2 separate regions of the Mus musculus genome follow, and region 1 is linked to region 2. The links are chromatin loops, found by intact Hi-C in ENCODE. Cell type or tissue: left cerebral cortex. All regions are shown on one strand. Links, peaks and the distances in the headings refer to the core of each region. The heading gives the core; the rest is flanking DNA.

What was found. A loop is a pair of places that touch in the nucleus more often than their neighbours do. Peaks named below come from ENCODE experiments on the same cell type or tissue, not always from the same donor. Only the 100,000 strongest peaks of a DNase experiment are listed, where the experiment ranks them.
Region 1: a loop joins it to region 2, with 4 times the contacts of the local background. A loop is called at or near these places in 2 of 42 quality-filtered maps.

The regions. Positions count from the first base shown.
Region 1 is chr3:115,616,853-115,632,068 of GRCm38, forward strand. No RefSeq gene overlaps it. Among named protein-coding and RNA genes, the nearest start is that of Gm40124, 17 kb to the right of the region's middle. In left cerebral cortex, for the core only: a CTCF peak has its summit at 5,607; DNase peaks (open chromatin) are centred at 4,554, 5,021 and 5,641; H3K27ac peaks cover 378 bases.
Region 2 is chr3:113,622,572-113,637,787 of GRCm38, forward strand. It overlaps Rnpc3 (RNA-binding region (RNP1, RRM) containing 3), which reads right to left and starts at 7,578. Exons shown (of 15, transcript NM_001038696.1): 1 at 7,292-7,578; 2 at 5,774-5,821; 3 at 2,368-2,486. The coding sequence starts at 7,483. It also overlaps the pseudogene Gm17954. In left cerebral cortex, for the core only: CTCF peaks have their summits at 7,407 and 8,297; DNase peaks (open chromatin) are centred at 7,221 and 7,567; H3K4me3 peaks cover 2,035 bases; H3K27ac peaks cover 1,573 bases.

The sequences.
Region 1 (15,216 bases), core at 4,192-6,691, 2.0 Mb after region 2:
AAAATTAAGGAGAATTCACTAATACAAAAAAAATGAAAGTGTCATATATTTCAAATTTTCTGACTCCTGTGTTCTGTCCCCATATGCACAATTGTTTTTAATTAAGTTATGTGGTTCAATGTGCGAAATGATGTTAATAATTTTAAATATATTTTATCATCCAACACATCCAATTTCTCAAATTTTAAACACACCTCTGTTTCTCTGTACTCTCTTTGAAAATGTATAAATATTTTGTTAGAAAGGTTAATTCTGGGGAGCTAAGCAATAGCTCAGCTCCACGCAAAAGGTTATGTTCGAGAATATTCAACTAAAAGAAACTGTTAATGAAGCTGTTAGGATCAAAATGAAATGTGAGGATGTTGTGAGCTTTTAAGTGAATTTTGGAAGAGGAAGGAGCAAGAAGAAAACCTAAAGAGCTGAGAAATGATATTTTATTCCCTAATGCCTATGATTGAAAAATTACACCAAATAATTATGAAAAAGAAATAAGCAGTGAATTCCCACATCGGCATACCATCATTTACATTATTTTTTATAGAAAAATAAGCCTCTTCCTGAATCAGCTTTTGTGCCTCTGGTAAGGAGCAGTTTATCTCTGTGTTGTATCTGTCCTGTGAATAGTTATACAAGCTGAAGACTATCTCATCCTACAAAAAAAAAAATCTGTTACATCACAACAATTTTTCTACTGCCCTATACAGCAATTCTCTTAAAATAGCTGCCTAAACCCACGGTTTCCACTTCTCACCCTGTATTCAGTAAGTCACACCTCTGTGGCCTCTGTGACCAATAAGACTTTCAGCATATGAATTACACATCAAGAAATCCAAAGAATATATTCTAGAGTTCATCCTGCCTGGTCCAGGACTTTCCAACCAGCTGTCTCCAACCACTCACACAGCTACAGCAAAATACCTCAGACGAGGTGTTGTTGGTGTTAGCGCCATTGCTGCCTTATTTCTATTTTCCTTTTTGTCTTTGGAGGTTGGCTTTTGGAGACAGGATAGCATGTGGTCCAGGCTGGCCTTAGCATCCCTGTGTAGGTGACAATGACTGACAACTCCTCATCCTCTTGTCTCCACCCCCCAAGAGTTAGAATTGAGTATACCACCATGCCTGGTCATAGAGTATCTCATGAGTCAACTTTCTTTCTCCTCCAACTAAGTCATTAGCAAATGACTGATGATGTATGGTGAAGTCGTGCTCTCTGTTTTTAAGATGATGTCTACTGTGTGCTATAGAATGGTTGGGTATAGAATCCTCCCATGGGGCAGGGATGAGGAAAGCTAGCTAATTTTCTCAAGCTCTTCTATAAAGACACTGGTCCCATCCATGAGGACTCTGCCCAACACTTCCAAGAGATCCAACTCTTGCTACCACTGGAACAAAGAACCAATAGATGATCTATTGAATCTATTGAATCTAGAGAAGATTCTGTAACATCTCACTATCCTACTTTTCTACAGCTTCTCTCTCTCTCTCCCTCTCTCTCTCTCTCTCTCTCTCTCTCTCTCTCTCTCTCTCTCTCTCTCTCTCTCTGCCTCTCTCTCTACCTCTCTCTCTCCCTACCTCTCTCTCCCTACCTCTCTCTCTCCCTACCTCTCTCTCTCCCTCCCTCTCTCTCTCTCCCTCTCTCTCTCTCTCTCTCTCTCTCTCCCTACCTCTCTCTCTCTCCTCAGACTTACATATTGTATATAAGCCTGAAAGTCACTTAATGTCCAATAGATATGATGATGAGAATTAATTAAATAAAGTTAATTAAAATTAAAATGTAGATAATAAAAGGACCACCAAAATATCCCTTGAATCTGTCTATTTCTGCAGCCCTCCTCTCTGTTTCAGTTAAGACTATCACCTCACAGAAGACCACCTCATGGGGTCTCCATCTTCAGGGGCTTCCATCCTCCATCATTTGTACAATGTTTGTCAGGATCTTCACTGAAAACTATAGTGGCTCCCAATCGCCTGGCAGAGACTTAAAATTCTATTTTTAAATTAAAGTTAAACCAAGCAGTAGAATTACCAAGATAGTCAATGGACAAGCTCTATCCCAGATATTTGGACACTCACCAATTTTGATGGAGCCACCATTTTTCCCAATGTCCAGGTAATGTCAATATGCAGACAAAGTTGAAATAGATCTCTTTATTCTGTCTGCCAAGTAAAGGTGAATCACTTAAGGATTATATTTAAATCTCTTTATAGTCAGGCAAAAAAACTACCTCCTGTCTCATATCTCCCTATTTTGACTTTTACCAATGCAGTACTACTTATTATGGGCATGTATGAAGGTATTTCTTATCCTTGTTAGACCTGGAAGCCTATTAAAGGTAAAACTCGGCATTCATCTCTGTACCCATAACTGTCAAGTGCGGTGCTTAAGGAATAGCAAATGCTGGAGGGGCATTGGCTGAAAAGGAAGGTAGATAAATGCATGGAGAAAGAAATGAGAGAATGGCCTAGAGGTCTAGCTTGTGGGTAGATTCTGAATCAATCTGAGTACCTAGAGGCTAAACCATCAGGAATAAAAACAACAGCTCTTATATTAATATGCTACAGAAAGTCCCTGCCTAGGAAGATATGAATGGCACACATATTCAACAAACTAAAGCCATTTCCACATCTCAGGTAGGACTGCCCAGCTATCCTACTACACGTGGAAAGTCCACTTACTTTCAATTAGACCACTTACATTCATAACATCTGCCCCTAGTCTATCTCTTTGGTCATTATTAAAGAGATATGCTCTCTATTTAAGCAATAAACTCAGCTTCACTTGGTCAACATGATAGTGAATCGTTTTCAGAGAGTGTTAAGAATCAATACTTGTGTTCTTTAATGCCCTTATAGCATCAGCTCTCAGCCTGTGGGTCTCAACCCTCCTTCAGTGTGGTGTCAAACAACCGTCCACAGAGGTCACGTCACATTCAGATATCCTACATATCAGATAGTCACATTACAATTCAATTCATAACAGTAGCAAAATTGCTGTTATAAATTACCAATGAAGTAATTTTATGGTTGGGGGTCCCCACAACATGAGGAACTGTATTAAAGGGTCACAGCATTAGGAAGGTTGAGAACTACTGCCTTATAGTGTAGCTTTGACATCAGTTATGTTGCCAAAGGTCTCTCAACATAAACCAAGTGTAGGGATGTCTGTGTCACAAGTTTTCCTCGCAGTCTCTACAGCTCATTCCTTCCCAGGATCCCAGCACATTTTATTTCTGCCAAGAGCATGTACATTACATGATTAACAACACCACTTCTGGAGCTGGCAGAAAGAAGGATTTCATCACTCCAAGAGCTGTGCTGTCAACCTGAGCTCTACACACTCTGAGTTTATCATGGCGTTACACAAGAGCAGTGTTCTGGGAAAGCTCCAATGACAATTACGACCATTAAATGTGCTGCTAGTTTCCTAATTAAGAACTGAAAAATGTCTCCCCACTGCTGATTTCTTTATTTGACTTCATTAGAAAACTCACACATGGATGGATTCATAATTACTCTTAAATTAAAAGCACTTGTTTATTAATGTTACCAAACTGGGGAGCCATGCACGTCTATGGGATGTCAGTTTTGGAGACTTCCGAGGCAAGCTCTTCTCTGTTAATTACACCGAACATTTCACATTTTGGATTCTAAATTATACTAATACTTTTATGAGTTCATAAGGTTCTATTCTGTGCTTCACAGGGAGAGAAAATACTGTCTATTGTTCTTTACTTAACAAGTTGAGAGATCAAAACCAGAAAGAGTAGTGGGATACATGCTAACTCCTGCCTTGCCACCTCAGGACTCAGAGGGCTGAAGCAACAGGATTGTTGAGAGTTCAAGTCCAGCCTTGGCTACTCTGTCTCATAAATAAAAATGCAAAAGTTAGTTAATACTACTTTGAAAAATTGTAGACCAAACTGTGTTAGACTTTAATAAAATTGTGTTACAAAACAGATCAACATTTGGATTTCTGCCCAAGAAAGAAATTCTAATATTGTTTTTAAAAGTGTTCCTTTGCCAGCTCATGTTGCCTGGAGGTTCAAGATCCGAAGGGAATCTACACAGTTACACAGCTCCCTTTAGAGATGGCGCTTCTGCATTTCTGAAACTACCCAGGCATATTGGAGTGTAAAATTCACCAGGCAATGTTGGTTGTCATTTTAAGAGTTAAAAATGAATTTTTGGACATCATGGGTCCATGGCTGACCTTGAACTCCTTCTCTTGCTTCCACCTTCCAAGTGCTGGGATAATAGATAGCTGGTTGCTTATACCAGGGGATAGTTTTTAAATGAGCAAAAATGTGGGCAGAGAGATGGCTTAGGGTAAAGGTACTTGCTGCCAAGACTGCTCGGTTCAATCCCACACTCCAGCAGGCTGTACTCTGACCTCCACATCAGTGTCCTAGCACAAACAAACAACTAATAATGTGAATACTGTGGAAATAAATGTGCACAGGAGAGGAAAATGTGAGCCTTTCTGTGATCTCTTCATAACTGTTCATTGCTGAGCTCACACCTATCATCTCGGCACCGAGGAGGCAGAAACAGAAGGAGCAGGGATCCAGGGAACGCCTGGGCTACATAGCAACATCACATCTCAAAACGACACAGAACAGAAGCAAACAAACAGATTTGTAATTACCGAAGCGCATCCTGTAAAAGCCATTCTGAAGCCAGAACTTTCTAATCCGCACCTGACTAAAATACCCAGGATAACTTTAAAAAGTTTTGAGAATTGGAGAAAGTAATTATGTGATTATTAAGACCACGAGGAGATGAATCAGGCAAGCATCTTCATTGTATGAAGAACAATGCGTCGCAGCAGTGACCATAAGTATCCTAGCAACGTAACAGTGTTTCATCAATGACAATGAGCACATAGTAGTTAAAGGAAATAACTGTTCTCCCATTTCATTTTCTATTCTTGTCTTTGCTACTAATTTATAGTCCTGGTAAGTCACTGTACACCTTCCTGTCTCCAGCTCTCTTTTCATAGCATTAAAGGGAATGTGGAATGTTAGCAAGAAGAGCTAAGGGTCAAACTATGTTGAGAAATAGGAAATACATTCAATCCTTAGAAGAAAGGCCAATGTCAAGAGTGCCACAGTCGCCCTTAGTTACCAACACATCATGTCTCGAAACACTGCTTGTCTTTGAGCAAACTCCAGAGACCGGCCTCTACCTTCTCATTATAAAAAAAAAAAAATACCGTTATCAGACTTTGGTGGCCAAATAATCCTAACATTCAGGAGCCAGAGGAACAGGGATCAGGAGCTCAGAGTGCTCTTGGCCTAAAAGGTGAGTGGAAAGAAAGAACAAAGGAAAGGAGGGAAGAAGGGAGGGAGGGAGGGAGGGAGGGAGGGAGGGAGGGAGGGAGGGAGGGAGGGAGGGAGGGAGGGAGGGAAGGAAAATTACCAAAGGCTAGCTTCACAAAGCAGTAGTTTCTTTTTCCCCTCCACTTATTAGCTTTGTTTCCTTTATTTTCCATCATTCTAGTGCATTCACGGTGAGATAATTTCAGAAGAAAGTAAGGAGCAATGGAGAAATCTCTTGTTCCATGTCTAGTGCAAGCCATCTTCTAGAGAACTGCCAGTGCTCATGTAATGCCCACACCCACCACTGACAGAAAACAGAGCATTTGGAATCTATTCTTGGGAACTGTAGCTGCAATCAGCTCACGAGGCCTGTCACCAACAAGCAGACACAGAAATTGAATCTGTAAGTTGTATTTTAAAGGGAGTCAGTGATCTAAGAAAGCAGCAGACTGACATTTAAAAAAAAAAAAGCAGTGGGTACAACCTGAGGACCTGAGTTGAATCCCTGGAATTCATGTAAAGGTAGAAGAGAAGAACAAATTGCATAAATTGTCCTCTGACCTCCACATGCATGTGCACACACACACACACACACACACACACACACACACACACACGCACATTTATTTAAGACAAAGTCTTACTATGTAGCCTTAGCTGGCTTAGAACTCACTATGTAGACTAGCCTAGCCTTGAACTCATAAAAATCTACCTGCCTCTGCATCCTGAGTCCTGAGATCAAAGGCATGTTCCACCATGCCTGACATAAATCAGTTTTCAAAAAGCACACTGCCTTCCCTCTCATCTCTAACCAGCAGGCTCTACAGAAGAGAGGAGTCAGCACAGCCAGAGATTCTAGAGTTCAGGCTTGCCTCTCAGATCAGGTGGTCCGCCACACTTTTCTCGGAGACTTGTGCTGTCTGTGTGTCTCTCACTGGCATCCCTTGCACTACACCCTCTGCCTCTGTGTGCCTGGGCTTGGGTACTTCTTAAAATGTTTGGTCCAGTCAGCATCTGCCACTATCAGCCTTTTACTCCTCATCCTCATTTGGAATGAGGGTGAGGTCAACTCCATGTGCACAGGCTAATCTGTTAACAACATGTGTGTTCCGATTCCTTTCTACAACATGGAGTACTAATGTATAATTATAATTCAAGGTAGAGGAACACCCCTACCTCTCCTTCTGATTCCTTTCCAAATGGCCTATCAGTAAACTCGCAGAACAGAGATGTGAAAGGGGAACGGGAAAGCATGGTTGTGGAGGGGGAGAGCTGGAAGGAAGGGAGAAGGGGACACTGTGGCAGGGGTACTTTGTTTGGGAGAGAAATCTATTTTTAATTTAAAATTTTTCAAAAAAATGAAAGAAAAATACATGGAAAAATAAACTTTCAGAAAATACTCAATGAACTTTTTCAACATTTTTAAAGGGCTATAAAGAAAAAACAAAAAAAAAAACAAAAAGCAAAAAACAAAAAGCAAAACAAAACAAAATAAACAAAACAGAACCCTCTGTTCCTACCCTAGGGTATTTTTTTCACTACTGTTGAAGAATCCAAGCCCAGAGCTTCAGTAGTAAAGCACTTGCCTAATATTCTCAATGCCCTGAGTTTGATCATCAGCACAAGGGTGTGAAGTCCAAGTCCAAACACTGCAGTGGGCCAGAGGACTCAGCTGCGAGGAGCTACTCTCACATCTCACCAAAGGTGTCTCAACAGTGGCCAATCTCAACCCTCCTTTCAGCAAATGAGAACCCGTCCCTGGGAGAAGCAAAACATTCATTTACAAATTAGTCCCCTCTGCAGTTAATACATTGTTGCTGGAATTTAATGTTCTCATTATCCTTCATTATTTACAGCCTATGTATTAATATCCCATGAAATGTTTCTTCCAAAATGATTTTAATCTTCTTATTTAGCTTGTTCTAAACTCAACCACTTTGCAGTAATGAACCTGCTCCCCATAATTAACTGTTCATGGGGAGCCCACACTACCCCGCCAGGAAGTTATAACTAATAGGAAGTGTTTGAATGGTCCCCATGTGGGGGCCAGGATGCCAGCAGGGTCCATATTCACCATCTCATCAATTGCTTCTTAAATGTAAGCTTATATGCTGAGCAGCCATCCCTCCTAATGGGTACTTTAAAACCTGTCAACTCAAATGTTTACATGTTACAAACAGATCCCCTTCTGTAGTCTGGCTAGGACTAGAGCAGTCAGCTCTAGAAATATGTTTATTAAGTCAAACAGCTTTGATTGATAGGCCTCCAAAGAAGCCATCCATCACTGGGAAGGGCTGCGAAGATTAAAGAATATGTAAGCCACAGTCGCAAGTTTCCCAAATCTCACAGGCAAGCAGCAGAAACTCCACGGGGAAGTGATTTCTAACAAAAGATATCATTAAAAGTTCTATGCACACACACACAAAAAGACTATAAGCTACTACAAGATTAATTGCCGCATAAGTAGATTCGACAGTTCAGAACAGTAAGAGATCACTTTAGGCTAGAGTGAGCTGAGCAGGCATCCTAATTTTAAAGATACTTAAGCAAAATCTTGATGAAAGAGAGGAGGTTGCACGGGTACCAATACAAGAGGGTATTCTCAATAATTACAAGCCACCGAATACTGAGTAGTAATTATGGTGATACCAATCAATCCAGGCTGTTAGATCTGCTACCTTGTTTAACATCTAGTCTGCAGCAGGTGGGTTTTATGCCTCTGTCTTCCCAGGGAAGGGGATCCATATGTATACATATATATATATGGATAAATAGAAAAGCCGCACAGCTATTGGGTGACAGAGCCATAATTGAGTCATTCTCTAACACCAAAGTCACTCATCGTTCTACTTTTAGTATGTCCAGTTGAGCAGAAGATGCAGGTAACTAAGTAAGAAAAACCCAAAAACTGGACCCTTTCAGAAACTCAGTTTGATCACATGAAGGAACTGAGGAATGGAACCCAGAGGCATGAGGATTCATGGACACTTTGGAGGCTCTACACACTACAGCGCATGTACTGACTGAGTGTGTTATCGATGTTCATTGGATGGTGGGTCCAACTCGCTGGAGAAGAATGTATATGCAAACGAGTTCTAATTCAGCCACAAAGAAGAATGCAGTTATGTAATTACAGGAAGATGGCTGCAACTGGAGACTATCAAGGTAAGTAAAATAAGCCAGATGCAGAAAAGCAAACACCTCATTTTCTCTCCTGTGTAGAAGAAATCTAGAGTTGAAAACATCCCATAAGGTTAGAGGCAGGGTGAAGGAAGTCAGGAGTGAGTAATATATGAGAATATCATGATGAAAACCAATTCAATAGCTTTCCTGCTTTGAAAACTTCATGTTTGTATAAAGTGCTTTAATCATATCTTCCTACCACTACATCCTGCTAGCCCTCCCAATGTCCTCACCCTGGCTCCCTCCTAATGTTGTTGTTGTTGTTGTTGTTGTTGCTGTTGTTGTTCTTGTTCTTGTTCTTGTTGTTGCTGCTGCTGCTGTTGTAAAACCCATTTGTTTGTAGGCAAACCAAAAGAAAATTAATGCATACACACACACACACACACACACACAGCATAAAAGTAAGAGGGACAATTGGTAGGAAGGAAGGTAAGGGGAAGAAAGAAAGAGTAATACAGGGAGAAAAGTGACTAGCATGCACGTTCTGTCATGTACAGACAATAGATCTGGTAATACACACATATATAGAAGACATGAAAGCAGAGGTTATACTATTTGGAAAGAGAAGGAAACTGTCAGCAAGGACAAGAAAGAATAATGAAAGGGTAAGGGTAGAGCAATGAACAAAGATACACATGTGTGGAGTTGTCACAACTGAGCCTACTGTTTTATTCAAACATAATAAAATAAAGGATAGAGAGATGGCTTTATTGTTAAGAGCTCAAACTGCACTTGCAAAGGACCCATGTTCTATCCCAGCACCACATCGGTTGACTCACAACCACCTATAACTCCAGCTCTAAGTCACTCTAACATCACTGGCCTCTGAGACTACTGCAAATATACCTACACATAGGTGTGTAATTAAAAATAAAATCTAAAATATAATGACGGTGATGTATTAGAGAAAGGAAGCCTGGCAGTAAGAAGTTAAACTGACATAAATAATTCAATACACATTGCACTGATCTCTACTCATTGGGACAGTGGCTTACCCTTAGGCAGTAACAGTGAAAAATGGCCAAAGAAGTTAACATAAGAAACAATACCAAAGAAAGCCATTGGCAGAATGAGGTAGGTAGTTAATAATAGCCACCTTCTCTGCATTTACTCATACCTAGACCACCTAAGCCATTTCTCCCAGGCACTTTGGCAGTTACCGTGCTCATGTGCCAGAGTTCAAGCCAAAGGAGACTAAAATTAAGCAAGAATCCTGAAACTACTTCCAGATCAGACCTGAAACCTCCAAAACCTCACTTCCATATTCTTTTCCTTGTGTGTGGTGATCATATAGCCTAGGATGTATCAGAGGCAAGGCACAGATTCCACTCCACTCTATTGTCCCCATGAAAAGCAGAGAGCCACACTGACCAAGAAAGAAAAATGGCTTGATAACTTCAACAACTGAGAATCACATCAATTAGTATTGTCTTAACTAACACAGCAACAGGTCGGATGTAGCGATGAGATGACAATCGGAAGAGTAATTCTCACAATTTGTACTTTAGTCCTGGGAATAATCATTGCTAATAAAGAGCTGATAGGAGATGATATAAACAGCAGGAGCATTAATTAATTGAAAATTTTTTCTTACAGCCTGTCAAAGGAAAGGCAGAAGAGGAGGCTCTAAACTGGAATATCTTCTGCATGGCTCAGTGGGAAACACGAAGAAGGATAGACATAAATATTTGGAAGTTGTCACAAAAAAAAGAGAAAAAAAACTGATAGTTAATGTTGTAGGAGGGGATGAGCTTCCAATGGTCTGTAAAAAAGAGGAGGCAAGAAAAGAAAGCAACTGGGATGCAGACAAGGAGATGCAGTGAAACCTCACAAGGACCAGGTGAACAGAGCCTAACACAACACACATACTAGAGCCTGAAGCCAGAGCCCTGTGAATAAGCCGGACCTCCCCTGTGAAGCTCCAACCTTATTTTGAGACAGGGTCTTATGAAACTGCCCAATCTGTTGTCTACCTTGACTTCACCTTGTCTCAGCTATCCCAAATAGCTAGGGTTACAAATGTGTGCATCCACACCCAGCAAGACTTTAAAAAACAACAACAAAGACTGAATGTCATGCACAATGGAAGAACATTTGATTCTAGGGTCACACACCCTAGCACTGTATGCATCAGAAGCAGATGTTTTTAAATGAGTGAAAACAGTATAAAGCTAGCCACCATCCCAAGAGGTATCTTAAAACTGAAAATGGGGGAGAGGAAAAAAAATGTACCACAATGAAAATAAAGATGGAACCTATAGTCTTACATTCATGAACGACAAAATGCCACTGAACAAGACGTACTCATACATTTGAAAGACATCATGATATTTGTTCTCTGGATGGTCTATATTAGGTTCCATAGCCACTTCACCCTGGACTTAGAGCATTTAAGTTGCTCTCTGTTACATTTTTGTCTTTTGGAACATATGACACAAATTTTACTAACAGCAGAAGTTGCTTTCCTTATTACCAGAGATCTCACAGACGCTGAATTGCAAAAATAAGCATCGTCGCTTGTAGCTAGAGGTCATTTAAAAAGGTAAAGGGCGAGCTACAAGTGATGATGCATGTCTGTAATCTGAGCACTTGGGAGGCAGAAGCAGAAAGAGCAACAGTTCAAGGACAGTCCTGGCGATACATCAAGTCTGAGGACATGCTGAGCTTCATGAGACCCTGACTCGGGGGACGGAGGGGAGAAAAGGAAGACAAGAAAGGACAGGCCCATCTGCAATGGGAAGGTGAGATCCCTAAAAATCTATGCAGATGTAAGTATCCAAATATAGAAGTGGATGTCTGTGTATGTAGAAGGATGTACATAAATAAGGAACTGACTGAGAAGGAAGTTCAGTCGTGTGTTAGCTAACATGCACAAAGTCCTGAGTTCCAGCCTCTGCACTGAATAACTGGAGCATGGTGGCACCACTTATTATCCCAGCACTCAGGAAACACACTCAAGAGGATCAGAAGTTCAAGGCCATCCTTGGTTACTTAACTCGTTGGAAACCAACCTGGGCCACATGAGACCCTGTGTCAAAAGATAAACAAAAAGTATGAAGAAGATACATGTGAAATTGTTGATGTGTGGGTGTAATACAGAGCAGAGAAAAGCTGAATTTGAAAAGGGGGGTTTCATCAAAAAGGCATGTATGTTAATTATTACATTCATGGATTTATAAGTAATTATATATGTATGAACACTAAAAAACCGAATTGAAGTTCACTTAGAACTAGTGGTTATATGGTTCTCATTACAAACATTTGCTGGATAAAGGAAGGAGCAAAGTACCGTATTAATTATAAGGAAATCCTGAGTAAATTGAAGGTTAGCAATTCAATAGAAGAACTCTCAATAATTTCATGACAACTTTTATGAATAATATGAAAATGCAAGTTTAATTTTAACATGAAAACTTCTCATTTGAAGAAAATGAAATAAATACAATTTGTAGCTTAAGATGCAGATGGTAGTACATGCCTTGAACCCCAGCACTCTGGAGGCAGAGGAAGGTACATCTCTTTTTAGGGGATCAAGTTCCAGGGCAGCCTGGTCTACATGGTGAGACCATGTTCCCTGGGATCAGGAAAAAAAGTAGTTGTCACAGTCAGGTTGCTATTGTTATAATGAAACACCATGGCCAAGAACAATTTGGGAAGAAAAGGGTTTATTTGGCTGATACTTCTATAGCACAGTTTATCATCATAGAAAGTCAAGACAGGAATGCAAACAGAACAGGACCACTAGCCAAGGAGTGGACACAGCCATAATGGGTTGCGCCCTCCTCTATCAATCTCTAAGAAAATTCCCTACATTTTCTCAATTGAGGCTCCCTGCTCTCTGATGACCCTAGCCTGTGGCAAGATGACATAAAACTAATCAACACAGTAATTGATTTTCTTAACTATCTTATTTTCTATATATCTTAGATCAAATTTGTTCTACAGACTTATGGCTATGGTTTAAATGCTGTGATTTATTGGGCAAAATCCTTTTAAGTGTCAGAATGTTGCTCACCACCAGTAGCCTAAGCAGGAGCATCTGGCTTCAGGAGCTCTCTGCAGGCATCCATACATACAAAGGCCATTTGGAAGATTTACATCCCGTCCCTCAGCATCTTTACCCTACACTTTGCAGAGTCTACTTTATGTTCTTGGAGCTGAGGATTGTCTCAAGTCCTGAGCCTTCAAATAGTGCTTGATAGAGTTATGAATACAAAGGAAAGAACGACGGCTCTTGGACAGATACTGACACATCGTTATGAATGAAACCCTCTGGTTGGCTCTCAACCTATAAATTTTCTAGTCAAGGACAGAGGCGAAAAGTTTGCCATTGTTCCTCCTGCAACAAAGAAAAAGGATAGTATCATTTCCTACATCATCACAAGGTTGGAGGCCATAACAAATGCTACATAACAAGAGGAAAATGTACCGGATTTATATAATTAAATTTTAATGTGACATGGGATCCTTCAGAAATGAAGACTTCAGAAACAAGGAAACTGAAATATTTATAGGCAGTGAGTAGCAATGTGATTAGAGGCAAAGGCCGTAACCTATCGGTGATGATGGGCTAGGGACTCAGCAAGCTCTGCTTGTCAGTTCTAATAAACCCTGTGTGTAAGGTCAGGACCCTTATGAAACAGAAGTGCTCCAGCCTCCTTTCAGGGAAGGTGAGCCTGTAACTGTGGGCTTTTACACCCACACACCAGTTCTTCAAGTAACTTTGAGATTTAATTATATATGAATAGATGTCTAGCCATAAGCTTGGTCTTATTCCTTAAGTAGCTCATAACTTAACCATTTATTCTATTCTATGAGTGCCACATGCCTGGTTACCTCTTCTCAGTTTTGTGTGTCTGTCTCCTCAGAGACTGGGGTGAATCTCTTCTTGAACCTGACTCTATCCCAGAGGTCCTCTCTCCTACCAGAACTCCTACCTCCTATTTCCTGACTCAGCTCATTGGTCAACAGCTTTTTATTGACAGGTGAAGCTACCATACACTACATAAGAGATTCTTTCTAAGCTGGGAGAGAAACACACAGAGAGATTGGATCATCTTCCTGCCTTTTCAGCTTCCTCAGTTCCTTCTGCTTGAAAAAGAATGAAGAGTAACTGCAAGCCAGCACTCACTGTTTGGTGCCATCCTTGAAATCTTAAACCCAACTCTAGGTAGTCCCTGTCAACACCAGCTTTTCTCTGCTTCATGCCAACTTCTACATCACCCAGAAAGAGGCAAGATGGAAATGCAAGAATGGTCCCTACACTCCCCTCTTTGGCTCAAGTGACCTTGAACCAGAATTTGTCCTTGATGTACCTAAATTTCTGTTAGATCACAGTTCATGCAGTCTCTAGTATCCCTTCAGTACCTGTTAGTCCAGCACCCAAAATGCTCCCGGAACTTCGCCGCATAATGGGAAAAAGCGAACAGAGGAGTTTCCAAAGCAATTGTCCCAAAGAACCCTCAGATAACACTTCAAAGCACTGAGGGCCAGGTGTAGTGCACACACCTAGAACCTAATTAGTCATGAGGCTGAGACAGAACTGAGAGTTCAAGACCAGCCCTGGCTACAGATAGAGACCCTATTTCAACAAACAAACAAGAACAAACCAAAAACGTTAAGACTCCACCCCCAATTGTGACAGATGTTTGTTTAGTATCTGAGAACTATGCCCAAAGGCTACCACTCATTTAGGTAGCAGTGGTGTGTGTGTGTGCATGTGTGTGTGTGTGTGTGTGTGTGTGTGTGTGTGTGTGTGTGTGTGTGCGTGCGTGCATACATGAATGTGTGCCTGTGTACATGTGTTATACAAAGAATGTGGTGGTGGGGCCTACATGTGTGGAAGCCAAAAATCGACACTAAGGTTTTTCCTTCGTGGCTCACCACCTCGGTTTTTGAAACAGAGTCTCTCACTGAATCTGGAGCTTGGTGCTTCCACTAGACAGGCCAATGACCCTCTGTGACCTACTTGTCTCCACTCCCCACCCTGCACTGTCGTTAAAGACATTCACATCTACATTTCTACATGAGTACTGGAGATCTGAACTCAGGTCCTCATTGCTTGTGCCTCACTTTCCTCACTGAGACATCTCTCCAGGCCCCAGTTTAGCTACTTTTTGATGGCAGAGCTTCCCTTTACTATCTGAAGCAGCATCTTTTCACAGATGAAAAAAAGAAAAGCTCTTATGTTCATAGTGACTGTGGACAGACTTAGAATGCCCTGCCTTCACATTAAGGTTCTTCCAAAGATATTCAGTCCCCAAATCAGGAGTTACTGACCAGAAAGGTATGTAATTAACTGAGTAATTATTAGCCTCAGAAAGTTAATTTGTCCAATAGTTTTCTCACTTAACGGAAGGGGATATTAGACAGTGGATCTGCTAAGGAAACCACCCAGTCTGACGCGATCGCCAATGGTGCTGTGGATGGATTGCCGCACAGACATCCTTAAACTGGCGTTCATTGTACAACTGTATTCTGATGAAGAATTTAGAAAGCAATTCCTTAAAGGGCGGAATTCGTGCTTTGTGTGTTTGCTAGTTTTCCTTTTGGAAAAGCCTCATTAAGCACGAGAAGCTGAACAGCAGTTAAAAAATTAAGGGGAGGAGGCAAAACCAGCCTTCCCTGGTCCCAGAGTTCAAATGAGATTGCGCACAAACGGCCTAAGTCTCTCTGCTCTGAGCCCAGCGACTATTATCCCAGCTCCTGTGTGACT
Region 2 (15,216 bases), core at 6,184-8,683:
TTAAAGGACTCCTCACACAGCATGGCTGAGAAGGAAGAGTACAATTAAACTACTTAGTCCTTATACTTTATGAACATGGTATGATAATTCCAAATGGTCATAAGAAACTAAATGCAGGTTACACTATAAGGGTTTTAGGGTACTTAGCTTTTTATGTATCTCCCCAAAATTACAGACTTGCAGGCCTTACCTCTTTCACCCTCATCTCCTAAATTTTTTATTCTAGTAAGATTGGATCTTACATTAAAAGGGTTAGCATGCTGGAATTCAGCCAAATTCCTGGATGATGAACGTAGTTGGTCTATTATACTTTGAGGTCAACTAGTGAAACAATCAAACAAACAAACCTTTGCAAAGGGAAAGAACTATAAAATGCATATCTTGGAACTAAAATACTGTTCTCTAATTTTTTTCTCGTTATTTTCCTTTATTGAAAATTGTTTCTCATACAATATACCCTCATTATAGTTTCCCCTCCCTCTACCCCCAATTTCTCACCAACTCCCCTTCCCTCTGATCCTTCTGTCTCTCACACTTAAAGAACAGACTTCAAAGAGATAACAACCAAATATGACAAAATAAAAATATAAGATAAAGCAAAAACTTTTATATTTATGTAGGACACAACAACCCAAGGGGAGGAAGAAAGTTGCAAGAAGAGTCAGAGACCCACTTGTTCTCAGTCTGGAGTCCTATAAAAATATCAAGCCAATAGATACAATATATACACAGAAGATCTGGTGAAGACCCATACAGGCCTGTGTCTGCTGCTTCAGTTTCTTTGAGCTTACATGCACCTTGTTTAGTCAATTCAGAGGGCCTTGCTCCTCTGGTATCCTCTACCTTCGCCTTGGCTCTTAAACTCTGTCTTTTCTTCCTTGAGAGTTCCTGAGCTCTGAGGGGAGGGATTTGATGGGACTAAGGACAAGAGGGGATTTGTGTATGGGAATCAGGCTGTGATCGAGGGGAGATAGAATTGAGGGAGAAAGTTGGGGGAAAAACAGCCAGAACTTGAAGCACTTGAGAGGTGGTGTGAAAAACGAGTAAAATGGCAACTTCCTGGAATCTATGAAGATGATCCTAATGAAGTACCTAGTAATGAGTGACATCGAATTTCATCTTGCCATCCTGTCAAGGCCTTAAGGACAGGACTAGGTTACATTCAATAGAGTTGTTGGCCATGGGAATCTCATGGCAATTCCCAACATCCCAGGCTGTTAAGAAGGATTACTCTTTACAAACTGACAGTGGGGTTCCACTGCCAAGGACAACACCCACAAAACTCACTGAACAAGAAGGGACAAGTCAAGCTGATGCCTACATAGAGCCTTCACCCCTACATTCTAGTGCCTTTAGTGTGAAGATACTCCACAGGATTCTGAAAGAGAAATGTGGACAGCAACCCTTTGAGCTATAATCTGTCCTGCCTGCAAAATATGCTACAGCAATAGTGGCATAGAACCTGGGAGAGTAGCCAATCAATGTCTGATTTGACTTAAGGCCTACTCCACGAGAGCTAGAGGGAACCCATGCCTGACACTGCTTGGGTAACCAAGAACCAGAGACTAGATAGCCCAGAGACCTAGGGTAAAAGCAAATATTACTTACAGATCTAAAAAAAAAGTGTCAATAAATCAATCCTAATGATATTCTGCTATTGTCATAGGACATATTTAGTTATCAGAGCTTCCTCCTGCAGCAGATGTGAACACGTACATAGACCCACAGCCAAACATTATCAAGAGTCTAAATGTGAGAACACCAACAAAGAAGCTGTAATTTTCTACTGATTATTATCTCTAATAGAGTGTTATTACTACAGGATGGAATCTGTAATGCTATGAAGTTTGAAACTGAGGTAACATGATAGTACCATTTAGAAGATTTTTTTGGTAACCTCTAGTAATAATAGATCACAAACCATGGACATATTGAAAGTGCTCTATAAATTACCTTCAGGAAATGTATACAGGAAGATATGAAACAAATGAATTTCATGTTTAGGCTTAGGATAATACTTCAAAGAATCATGTATTGGTGGATATTACAAATGAATAAAACTCTTTATAAATCCCATACACTTTGGACAGTGGGTAATTAGCCTGCAGTTGTCCTTCTTCCACTACATGCATAATGCCATCCACCCTACTTCTTTTCCACTTCATTTGTTAATCTTTCAAACCTCAGTCCTCAGCACAACTAGAAGGAAAAATAGTACTTAATTTTTAAATTTACTAGAGAAACATTTTATTATGCTTTCAATGTATTTGTCAACAATGCAATAACTATAAAAATCACTGAAAAACACACACACACTCACAAACACACTTATTTCAAAATGGTAGGAACACCTGAATGTCTGCATACCTTTTCTTTTTCTCTGTATTTGAGGTGGAACATGGGGAGTGAACTCGATCTTGCTCTTTTGCAAATTCAACAACTAAAGTATGACCTAGAAGTTTCAGCTGATGGAGTCTCGTCAGTGCCTTTAGATACAATACAAAATATAATACAAAAAACAAAACGCTTGTTACTCAGTTTAAAAGACGATAATTTATACTTTTTTAACTAAATTTCTTTAGTTATGTCTTATCATGGGCTATTTTACCATTATTACTAATCAAAGTACTCTAGTAAAATGAAATCTCTGTTAACTTTGCTTGTACGTGATAAAACAAAAATAATTAAGTGTTCCGGTTACCAATAAATTCCAACTACAAAAATCTCAAGGTGACCTTTGCTGACAACAGATAAAATTATACAATCACAATCTTGGCCTAAATTGCACTAATCTCTAAGAGAAATTTTTGTATGTTTTCCTTGATATGTAGTCTCACAGTTTCTTCTCCCATTCTCTTAGACTATTACCTTGCTTTCTATCTACTTTGAGACACATGAGACTAAATGTGAACTGTGTACTCTCAAACATTAGCATTTGCACCTATATGCTCCACTTTACATCTGTTATCACAAATTAAGTCTGTATATTTACCTAAATCCAGAAGTTTAGACTTATTTACTACAGCCCATCCTTTATCAAGTCTTCTTTAGCTACACTCTAAATCAGTGGCTCTCAACCTTCCTAATGCTGAAACCATTAAGTACAGTTTCTCATGTCGTAATGACCCCAAACATGTTGCTATGCTATAACCATAATGTTGCTACTTTGTGAATGGAAATATATCTGATATTTATATATCTGGTGTTTATATATACCTGAAGGTTATCTGATATTAGATCCCCGGAGGGTTTGCGAGACACAGATTGAGCAGCACTGCTCTAGATATATAAAGGAAAGTGTTCTGTTTTACAGCTTCATTCAAGTAGAGGAATCACATCCCCTAATAATCATATAAAATCATGTAGTCAATTATAATCCAAAATATGGATATAAACAAGTTTAATATCTCTTATCAGAAATGGTTGAGATCTGAATTCAGATTTTTAGGTCTTTTCATGTTTTATATATTTGCAATCATAATCAAGTACCATGAAGATAATACCATACATGACACACTTTAAACTAAAACATTTATATATGTTTATTGTGTGCAATTTGACTGAGACCTGTTAGTAACTGAGATAAGATATAATATTTTTAAAGTTATGGTATTCCTCCCTCAAAAAGAAGAGTTATTTCCCTGTTTTAAGAAAAATCTCTGAGCATAGTATGGTGGCACATTTATTCCCAAAACTCAGAAGGAAAAGGTACAGGCTATGGCAAGGTAAATCTCTGTGAGTTCGATGAAAAGACTTCTACTCAGTAAGGTCCAGACCAGTCAGGACAGTCTTAGTCAGGGTTTCTATTCCTCCACAAACATCATGGCCAAGATGCAAGTTGGCAAGAAAAGATTTAATCAGCTTACACTTCCATGTTGCTGATTATCACCAAAGAAAGTCAGGACTGGAACTCAAGCAGGTCAGGCAACAGGAGCTGATGCAGAGGCCATGGAAGGATGTTTCTTACTGGCCTGCTTCCCCTGGTTTGCTCAGCTTGCTTTCTTATAGAACCCAAGACTACCAGCCCAGGGATGGCACCACCCACAATGGGCCCTCCCTCCTTGATCACCAACTGAGAAAATGCCCCACAGCTGCATCTCATGGAGGCACTTCCTCAAGGGAGGCTCCTTTCTCTGTGATAACTCCAGCTTGTGTCAAGTTGTCACACAAACCCAGCCAGTCCAACATTAATAGTTTCAACGTTTAGCCCTGATTAACCCTGAGTAGTACGAGTATGCTCACTTTTCAGCATGTTTCATCACAAAATCTCTAACCTATTTTTTGCACCAAGATAACATGTTTTTCGGCCAGGCGTGGTGGCACACACCTTTAATCCCAGCACTTGGGAGGCAGAGGCAGGGGGATTTCTGAGTTTGAGGCCAGCCTGGTCTACAGAGTGAGTTCTAGGACAGCCAGGGCTACACAGAGAAACCCTGTCTCGAGAGACAAAACAAAACAAAACATGTTTTTCACTTTTGCAATTCCTTTTTCTTTCTTTCTTTTTTAATAAGACAAATTTTCTCTTGGCTAATCTTCCTTTGGCCCACCATAGTCATTTACATACTAAGAGTAACTTTCTTAACTTTGCTCAGTTCTAGAAAATATCTTAAAATGTTTACTGTTTCCACAGAAGGACACCTCAAAGTTAACAGGTAACATAGGACATCATTACATGCCTGTGCAAAGACCCTCATATTCCTTTGTCAGAGAAGCTAAACAGCCCAGAACTCTGAACTAGAAATGGAAAGACAGCTTAGCTGGTAAAGGTGCTTGCTGCCAAGACTGAGACATAGACTGTGGAAGGAGGAACCAATTATTATCCTCTGACCTCCACATGTGTACTAGTGGCAAAAAAGACATTTTTTTTTTTTAAAAGAAAAATACTTAGGATCCTGAAGTACTTTTTGTTCTCAAATCTTGTATTACTAAGACCTACAAACTATACTCTTGTAGTACTGGGATTGGATATAGAACCTTGTGCATTCTATGCAATACTCTACTAAATAATTTCTGTAAAATAAGACTCAAACCTTTTCCTCCAAAGCATACATGTACTTCTCTCCCTTTGTTTTCTTATTGCCCTTTTCAGATACCTATTGCTTCTGCCTCAGCTTCCCATGTAGTCTATCTGTAATTTTTCTCTACATCAAATCTAATATATAAATATAAACCCTACCAGACAAAATTTTCATCAGTCTAAGCCTATTTTTAGCCTTCTCAGTAGTATCAAGTTCTTTTAGGACACCTACTAAATAAAATTTAATACTTCTCTTCCACTTAAATACAATCTCACATTTTTAGTTCTACCACTGATGTTAGCTCCTGACAGACTTCTCACATTTCATGGCCAATTCCATTGTTTCTTAAACCTGAAAAACCCATTTCTTCTTGTTTTCATGTCAAAATTCAATGAATCAGAGGCCTAGTTCAAAAGGGATAGCTTTTACAAATGATTCCTTGGGTTTATACCTTTTAATACTTGTAAAGTTTTTGAACCATAAACACTAGATATGTTTATCTAATATGCTTTATAATTTTTTTTAAATTATACTAGAATCCTTCTCTTACTTAATAATCTACGGTTCTCAAGTCTCAGTATCTAAGCACTGGAGAAGCTCTGATATCTGTCAAGCCAATTGTGACCTTTTGGGAAAACTCTTGGGACACAAATGATTTTGCTTTTAAAAAGGACAGTTTATTATTACTTGTCACTTTTGTCCTAAGATTGGATAAGAAATCTCTGAAAACTTTAACAATAAAGAAAAAGACATACCTTTATTGCTGCTTTTTCATTAGGGAAAGTAGCAAATGCTGTGTGTTTCTGAAATAAAATTAAGGCACATATTATTTCCAGTGTTTCAAAAGTCTAATAAAAAGTAACATTTTAAAAACATGCAATATATTAATGAAAGTATCGGAAAGGATGGAAATTTTAGACTATTTAACTGATCACTAGTTTCAGTCTAGAGGTTCCGAATCTTCTAGGGTCAGACTTCTTGGACTTGCACGCTCTTCAGCTTTGCCTCTCAACATAAATGAATAAGGACAAACACAATATATTTTATAATAGCAAAGAGTTCAACAGACCACAATTTTTAAAAAAACTCTCTACTCCTGGGGACCAGAGAGATGGGACAGTGGTAAAAGTCAGTAGGGCTCTTACCAAGGGCATCATTGGGAAGATGTCCCAATGTCCATGTTCAGCAACTTCATAACCACCTGTACTCCTACAAACCCCCAAAATATACACAAATGTACAACATAATTAAAAGTATAATAAATCTTAAAGCATCTCCTCTTTCCAAAAAAGATCACTCTTAAAACATTTAGGGCTGGTGAGATGGCTCAGCGGGTGAGAGAACTGACTGCTCTTCCAGAGGTCCTGAGTTCAAATCCCAGCAACCACAAGTTGGCTCACAACCACCCATAATGAGATCTGAAGATAGCCACACTGTACTTACATATAATAAATAAATAAAACCTTAAAAAAAAAAAAAACCCTCAGCATAGCCTTTCTAGACTGTGAGTTTCATGTCCACACAAAAGTGATGCATGGAGAAGCTTGATTCATTATTAAAATGAAAAATTTATACATATGGAATACCCTTTTTCATCTCACTCAAAAGTCTTTTCAGTCTATACAAGATAAAATTTAAAATCATTTACTAACAGTGAAATCACCCCTCAAGGTGCATTGTCTCTTTTTGCTTTGTTTCTATAATTTCAGTAATAAGTCTAATTTTCTCATTTGAATTCTATTTTGAATACCATCCTGAAAAAGGTGAACAAATTATATTACTGGTAAGTTTGAGTTGTTTATTAGAACTCTGAATTTGTCCAATCTGATTCAAGGAGAGCCTACTGTATTTAGATTGAATTAAGGGATATTTGTATTTGCATTTTGTTAATCTATTAAGTCTATTACACTCAAATTTTTGCTATTATGTATATCCTGCTCTACAACCCAGGATTTAAAAGCAATTTTTTAAAATAAAAATACAAAACCAAAAACCTTGCATACGACTATGAGAATCTAACAGAAACAGTATTTTCAAGTCTAGGCTAGTTTTGAATTCGACCGGGCGGGTGCGCTCGCCGGTAGAAACCTCTACACAGTCCCTGCGTGGCTCAGCCTTAATCTAACTGGCTCAAGGTTCAATTCCATGCTCGCCTCTCTGGTAGGCAAGCTGCGCAGGCGCAGACCGCGAGCCTAGTCCTGTTTCTCCCGGTCCTAGCGGCCCGGCTCCGCCCCGCCCCGCCCCGCCCCGCCCCGCCCGCTGCGCACGCTTACCAGGCGCCCCTTATCTGACAGGACGCGCACCGACTGCGCCCCGAAGTACTTCAGTAAGTCCTCCTTCTCCTCAGCCGTCAGCTCGGCCGGCAGGTGCCTGACGAGGAGGGTGCGGTCTCCCCGGGGCGGAGAAAGCGAAGCGGAGCCTGGGCCGCCTCGGGACAGCGGCATCGGCGGCTCAGGCCCCGCCATCTAGCTTCCCTGCAGAAGCGGCCAGAGACGGAACCTCCGCGCAAGCTTCCGGCCGAACTCCCGCAGTCACCGAGGCTGAGCGGAAGATAGTTTCCGCTTCGCGCTAAGGATTCTGGACGCAGGGAAATCCCGCGAGAGGAGAACTCCTCGCGAGAATGGCCTCCGGGAGAGTCGCTCTTCTCTTTTCGGGACTGTTGCGGGGGAGAGCGCCTAGGAGTCGTGCTTTAAGTTTAATGAGAGGTTGTAATAAAATAAAGACTGAAAGAGACGCCACTGTTAGAAGGACAGCAATCTCATCGAAGAACGTCAGTCATGCAAAAGAAAAATACTGTAATCCCAGGGATCAAGTACTGAAGGAACCGTGCAAGGGCTGTTGCTCCCTGGGCTCTTAATCCAGATTTTTCAGAAAGTGAATCTGGCTGGTGAATGGAGAACGCTCGGGAAATGTCAAGTGTGTTCCTAGCATTTAGGACTGGTGAAACACAAGTCTCCAGCCTCAGATTCAACAGTGCAGGCGAGAGAGCACGCCGTTATCAGTCGGCAAATACAGGCTGAAAGTTCTCGCCACGGTTTGTTTATTAAACAAAATTGGCTTCTTCCATGAGTAAATACCTAAAAATGTGTTAGCGTACGTATTCATGGATGTAAGTTCTCTTCTCACCACCTCACGACTGAGAGTACTGACGTAGATTAAGACTCATTGCTAACCAATAGGTGAGATCTGAGCCCTTGCACCCAAGTTGGAGTCTACACTGTTGTGACTAAGATTCGGCCCTGGTGGTCTAAAGTAATATCCCTTACAGATTAATCAAGATGTGTATGCTCACTCCGTAGTCCTAGGGTGTCTTTTACTTCTAATTTGCTTGATGGATATGAGCCAGTTAGTACACAGTACTTCAAAGATCCGCTTTGAGGAAGCATTGCATGGGGAGATAAATTACCAAAATATTGAGTGACTAGAGACAGATCTTGTGAACCTTAGAGGTTTGTTAGGAACCTTGCTCATGGGAACAGAAGCCGACAGACTTAAGAGTGTGTGGAAGGAATAGTTAAATTTTACGTTTAAAAATCTCTTTGATTTCACTATGAGTAATATAGCAGAAACCGGGCATGGTGGCACACACCTTTCATTCTAAGTTCCCAAGAGGCAGAGACAGATGCATCTCAAGTGATTTTGAGGCCAGCGTGGGTGACACTGAGTTCCAGGACAACCAGAGCTATGTAAAGACACAAAGGAAAGGAAGAAAGAAAAGAAAAAGTGGGGAGCACTCAGAGGAAATCTAGTTCCGTTTCACATCAAATTATTAGTTCACAAGTGTGAGGCTATAAAACAATATGCCTCCCCTCCACACACCAGTACAGTATTTATGGGAGCAAATATCTATCATAAGCTCTTAAGAAAGTGCATCAGTTTTTGTGCCTTGGTCAATAAGTTTATTGTCTTTATTTAAAAAAAAAAAAGCTTAATAGAAACTTGCTTTAGCTCTCAGCAGCTCATTTCTGAGCTGTGAGGAAGTGTGCCCTTCTTCTGAGCAACCCAATATTTCTTCTGCAACATTTTGACCCATGATGTGCTTCTGATGTACATCTGCATTGAAATCCTTGCTTTCAAAATAAAAACCAGGGAATTGTTTAGGTCTATGAGGGATAGACAAGCCTCCATTCACATCTCCCTTCAGGGTACCACTGTAATTTGGGCAAGACCTGCATCCAAATACCAAGTGCAGGTGCCAAGCATTGATAGTCTTATCAATGCTTTCCACATTGTATTCATCTTTAGTCACCTCCACCTGACCTTCATAGATCTTGTACATTCCAAACCTATTGCAAAGCCTGTGGGCCAGCAGCAGGCCAGTATACTAGGCTACAGCATAATTGGTGAGGCCAACTTTCACCTGTATTTTGACAGTTCATATACATATGCTGTGCAGCCTATCATATCCTCCTTTTACAGGTATATACAATCGAGTAGTGGCATGAACTACTATCTTATATTTGAGCAGCTTAATTTTGCCATTTATCAGCAATCATTTATGAGCATGGTAGTCATTTTTACCTTCTGGTAGCCTTCTAAATCTCACTTGGTATCTCTAAAGTAGGCTTTATTCTTGACAACTTTGGTAAACCTCATTCTGTGGAACAGAAATCCAAAACCACAGATCTGCAGACCTGGAAGCTGTGGCTGGAGGGTGGGGCAAGTCTCATATGTCCAACTTAATTTTTTAGCTAACTAAAATGTACATGTGCTTTTTTATCTAGAAGTTCTTTTCAACTAAGAGAATATATATATATGTTTCCTGTGTTGTAGCTGAGGGTTTGCATTGGTTGGGCTACCTTCCCAAAAACATCCTTCAAAAAGTACTCAGTTTTATAATGATCTAATCTAGTTCCCTTTCTTGCCCTCTTCCTTAGCTTACATACTCATTTTGATTTCTGCTTTGCTTTTTAAGCAATCTGCTAGGACTGAGAAGATAGTTCAGTCCGTAAAATGCTTATCTTGAAAGCAGATATACCTGAGTTTAAACCCAGAAACCACATTTTAAAAGCTGAGAGTTGTTATAATTATAGTAAATTTAAAACATAAGGCTAAGTGTCATGATCTGCTCTGGCAATCTCAGTGCTGTAGAGAACAAAGGACCTATGGAGCTTGTCGGCTAGTTAGATTAGTCAGGGTTGTCTATAGTAACATAACTTATAGAAGGAGAGTTGGGGGGGGAAGATTTATTAGAATGACTTACAGGCTGTGGTTCAGCTAATTTAACAATTGCTTGCTATGAATACAAAGTCTAAGAATCCAGTAGATGCTCAGCTACAAGTCCGTTGTCTTGGTTAGTCTTCAGTATACATTGAAATCCCAAAGAAGTAGGCTCTAATGCCAGTGCAGGAATGGACTTGGCAAGGTGAGAGCAGACAGGCAAAGTGCAAACGCTTCCTTCTTCCGTTTGTTTATATAGGATTCCAGCAGAAGGTGTGGCTGGCCCTGATTAAATCTGGATTAAAGGTGTGTGTTTCTCCCTCAAAGATCCAGATTACAAGTAGATCCTCCCATTTCAAAATAATCAAAAGCCCCTCACCAATATGACATTCACTTTTCCATTTAAGTAATTCCAAATGTAGTCAAATTAACATCAAGAATAGTTATTACAAGTCTACCCCTTATCAGCTTGGCACACAATCATCTCAGGACATAACTAATTTCCAAATGAAAACCATAACCAGGTTAAAATAATGCCTAAATATAACTATTCTGTATACAGTCTCAAATTCATTACATACTTAACCAGGTCATAATAATGTCTACATAGCTATTCTTCATACAACTGCAAACACATTTAAATTGCAAATAGGTGACAATTGAGGGATATTCTTTTAGTATCTCAAACTTAAACATGATAACCATTAATACTCTCTTAATTGATGCTATGTGATAAACTGAAGAGAAAACAAGTATCTGTCCGCACTCATGTCAATTTAGAATCCTCGTGTCCCTGCTTTTATTTATAACTACCCTTCTCTGCTACCCAGTCTGTATTCTCTCCTCCCTTGGCAACTGCCTCACCAGGTCTTGGCATGTTTCATGGAGTGACCCATATCTTCATTCCTGAAGGGTCTGTGCCCCTTTTCTGCCTGCCTGGATTAGGCAGTTGTTTCCAATAGACATTAATCACAAGACATGGTAGCACCAAGAGACACTAAAGGATCTCAGTCACTCCAGACACAAGCTTTCTTACCTCCACTGTGAGAAAGCAATCCAATTTCACCATGGTCCTCTGTATCAACCACACCTCCTTACACTGTTGTTCTTTTCTTAGCCTGTTGGTTTAAGGACATCAGAAGCTTAAAGTGTCCAGGAGGAAGTCTAAGCTTCCAGTTCAATGGAATGTTTATTGTGGCAGGAGTGCTTCCCCCTTGGGAAACCAATGCTTCTAACCCAGCAAAATGTAAAATTCTGATAACAGGAAGAAAAAAAATCCTAGTGGGCCACTAGGGATAATAGGGAGTAGAACTATTCCCCTTTCACCATTTTATTTTTGGACCTGTGGATCCTGGTTGTGGGAGAAACCATACAATATATTGGATACACACACACACACAATATATATATATTGTGTGTGTGTGTGTATTTCCTCAAATTAAAACACCCCTGCCTAGACTAAGTTATGTTATAATTCAAGAAGTAAACAAAACTTAGAAATCTCACCAAGCTCTTGAATTTACAATATCCCTTTGGACCTTGCCAAGGTTATATAAGGATTATTAATTGTTAGTTAGAAGAGAATCTTTACCTTTGAGGCTGTATGCAAGTCACAAAGATAGTGTCCAGGCAGGCATGGCTCTGGAGGAGCTGTGAGTTCTACATCTTGATCTGAAGGGCCCCAGGGGAAGACTGTCAAAGCCCACCCCCACAGTGACACACTTCCTCCAACAAAGCCACACCTCCTAACAGTACCACTCCTTATAGGCCAAGCATATTTGATCCAACACAGGGTATTCCCACAGTTATAGATCCCACTCTTTACCAATTACTGCTCTTAATTTAACTGCCAACATTGTCTAAGGAAGGGACTTTAATTTTTCACTGTAATTCAGTCACTACTCTAATAAGGGCTTCAGATTTATTTTTCATGAGGAGAGTTCTGTGCCTGCTGAAGAGATCTCTTCCAGGGCACACTTAGAAACCTTTAGATTATTTATCCACATTGAATGGCTGTCAATTTTATTACTAAGTTGATTGTGGTCCTTCACTGTATTCTGAGATGCTAGATAATTATTAATTTTATCATAAACTCTCATTTCATTCCTTTCTCAGCTTATTCAGAGATTCTAGGAGCAACCATCCAGCATCTTCAGTGTTCTTATTTTTTGACAAACAGTCAAAATTTCTATGTACAGATTCAATAAATACAGGAGAGGCTTCAGTAACTGGAGAGACTTTGGTAACTGTAGGTGTTGGCAAATTGGAAAGCCCATTCTAGATACTTAAAAATTCATCCTTATACTTCTGTTGCTCTAAAACCACTCTTGGTACCAAAATCCATATAACTCAGGGTACTCTAAAGAAACAAAACTAATAAATCATATGTATGATTTATTAGAATGACTTACAGTTTGTAGTCCAACTAATCCAACAACATCTTCCTATGAACAGAAGGTCCAACATCCAGTCTACAAGTCTGGATGACTCCCCTAGTCTTCAATATATGCCATATACCCTAAAAAAAAAAGCTCTAAGCAGGGTGGTGGTGGTGCACACCTTTAATCCCAGCACTTGGGAGGCATAGGCAGGCAGATTTCTGAGTTCAAGACCAGTCTGGTCTACAAAGTGAGTTCCAGGACAGCCAGGGCTACACAGAGAAACCCTGTCTTGGGGGAAAAAAAAAAAAGTTCTAATAAGCTCTAATGCCAGTGATGCCAGTGAAGGAATGGACTTGCTATTGAGACAGGAGCAAGCAGACAAAGCACAAAATCTTCTTTCTTTGAGCTCTATAGGCAAAGGCCTTCTCCATGACTCCCCAAGGTGGATCCCGATGAATAGAAGCAGTCCTTAATTTTAAGGCATTTATTGACATGGTAGAAAGTGGATGAGTATAACCATACCCCACTTCTCAGGGTAGGCCTGAAGTTAAATACCTTTTGCAGGGAGGGATGTCTGGGAAGGAAAGCTGAGGCTAGTGACAGGGTCCTGGTGTCCAGGAACAGGCAAAATGCCTACCTTTCTTTCAGAGCTCTGGGATTTTGAGCCTTAGCTCAACTAGGGACCAAGCTACTTTTCACATTCCCAGAGTTCAGCACATTATGCAGATAGCACTCACACATGAACAGAGGCAAAATTACAAACCCTTTCTGGGACAACTCTGAAAGATATTGGCAAAGGGAAATGTTCAGTGGAATATCTAATCAAGGATTTCATAATATCCCTTTGAATATTCTTTTAACATCTTGACAAATATATGGCATTGGAGAGATGTTTTTCTGGTTGTGATGGTTAGTGTTAATCATCAATTTAACAAGATCTGGACAAGCTAAGAGACAAGTATCTGAGTATACTTGTGAGATCTGTGTATGGTTAGATTAATTGACTTGGGAAAACCCACCCACTGTGGATGACACCATTCCCTAGTATGGGATGCTGGATTTTTAAAAAGGAAATGCTGTGCTGAGCATAAATATTACTGGTAATGGATGCATGGTGAACAGCTCCCTTAAGATCCTGCTCTCTTGACTTCCCCAACATCATGTAATGTAAATTTAAACTGAGCCAACACAAAATCTTTACTGTGTCACACTTCTACTTATTGTTAAAATCTTATTCGTGTTCAGATATGTGTGTTGGCTCACCTGTATTTGCTCCATATGCATGTAGGTACTTATGGAGGCCAGAAGATGAAGTTTGAACACCTGGGACTGGAGTTACAATCAGTTGTAAGACCACAATGTGGAAGTTGGAAACTTAACCCTCTCATCTCTAAGAGTAGTAAACTGTCTTAACTGTTTTTTTGTGTTTTGTGGATTTGTTTGTTTGTTTGTTTTTCCACACAGGGTTTCTCTGTATTGCCCTGGCTGTCCTGGAACTCACTTTGTAGACCAGGCTGGCCTCGAACTCAGAAATCTGCCTGCCTCTGCCTCCCAAGCGCTGGGATGAAAGGCGTGTCCCACCACCACCTGGCCTGTCTTAACTGTTAAGACATCAATCCTGACCACATTAAGCTTTTTTCATCAGGATGCTTTATCATACTGTCTTAATCAGGGTTTCTATTCCAGCACAAACATTATGACCAAGAAGCAAGTTGGGGAGGAAAGGGTTTATTCAGCTTACACTTCCATACTGCTGTTCATCACCAAGGAAGTCGGGACTGGAACTCAAGCAGGTCAGAAAGCAGGAGCTGATGCAGAGGCCATGGAGGGATGTTCCTTACTGGCTTGCTTCCCCTGGCTTGCTCAGCCTGCTCTCTTATAGAACCCAAGACACCCAGCCCAGAGATGGTCCCACCCACAAGAGGCCTTTCCCCCTTGATCACTAATTGAGAAAATGCCTTACAGCTGGATCTCATGGAGTTATTTCCCCAACTGAAGCTCCTTTCTCTGTGATAACTCCAGCTGTGTCAAGTTGACATAAAACTGTCCAGTACACATAGTAAAAAGAAAACTGATGAAAACCCTGGTCATGCTTGTTTGTGTTATAAGGGCTTCTTACCTGAATACTCATTTCTTACCCAGATTTGGCTAACTTTCCACTATAATTTACTTTATAATTGCTCTACGCATTTAGTTTAATCTCTGATTCTTCTGTCCTGTAGATTTTTTTGATTTAGGGACATGACCATATATTAAGGTTCCTGGATGTTGTAGCCATCCTACCACCTCCAATATTGATACTTGAATATTGTATTTCATAACCTCCCCCATCCTTAGTATTGTTCTCATTCTTTATTGGGCCTATTGGCCAATAAAGACCAATGTTGTTTTTATTTGATTGAGTTTTTCATTCATTCATTCTTTCTTTTTTTCTTTCTGAACTTAACATTCAGCCCATCCTCTTCTCCCAGTACCCCCTTTTCATACTACCCACCCCTCCCCTTCTCCTCTGAGAAGGGGAGGGCCCTCTGGGTATCACCTCACTCTTGAACATCAAGTCACTGTAGGACTAGGTGCATTTTCTTCCACTGAAGCCAGATAATGCAGCCCAGTTAGGGTAATGGGATCTACAGGCAGACAACAGATTCAGGAACAGC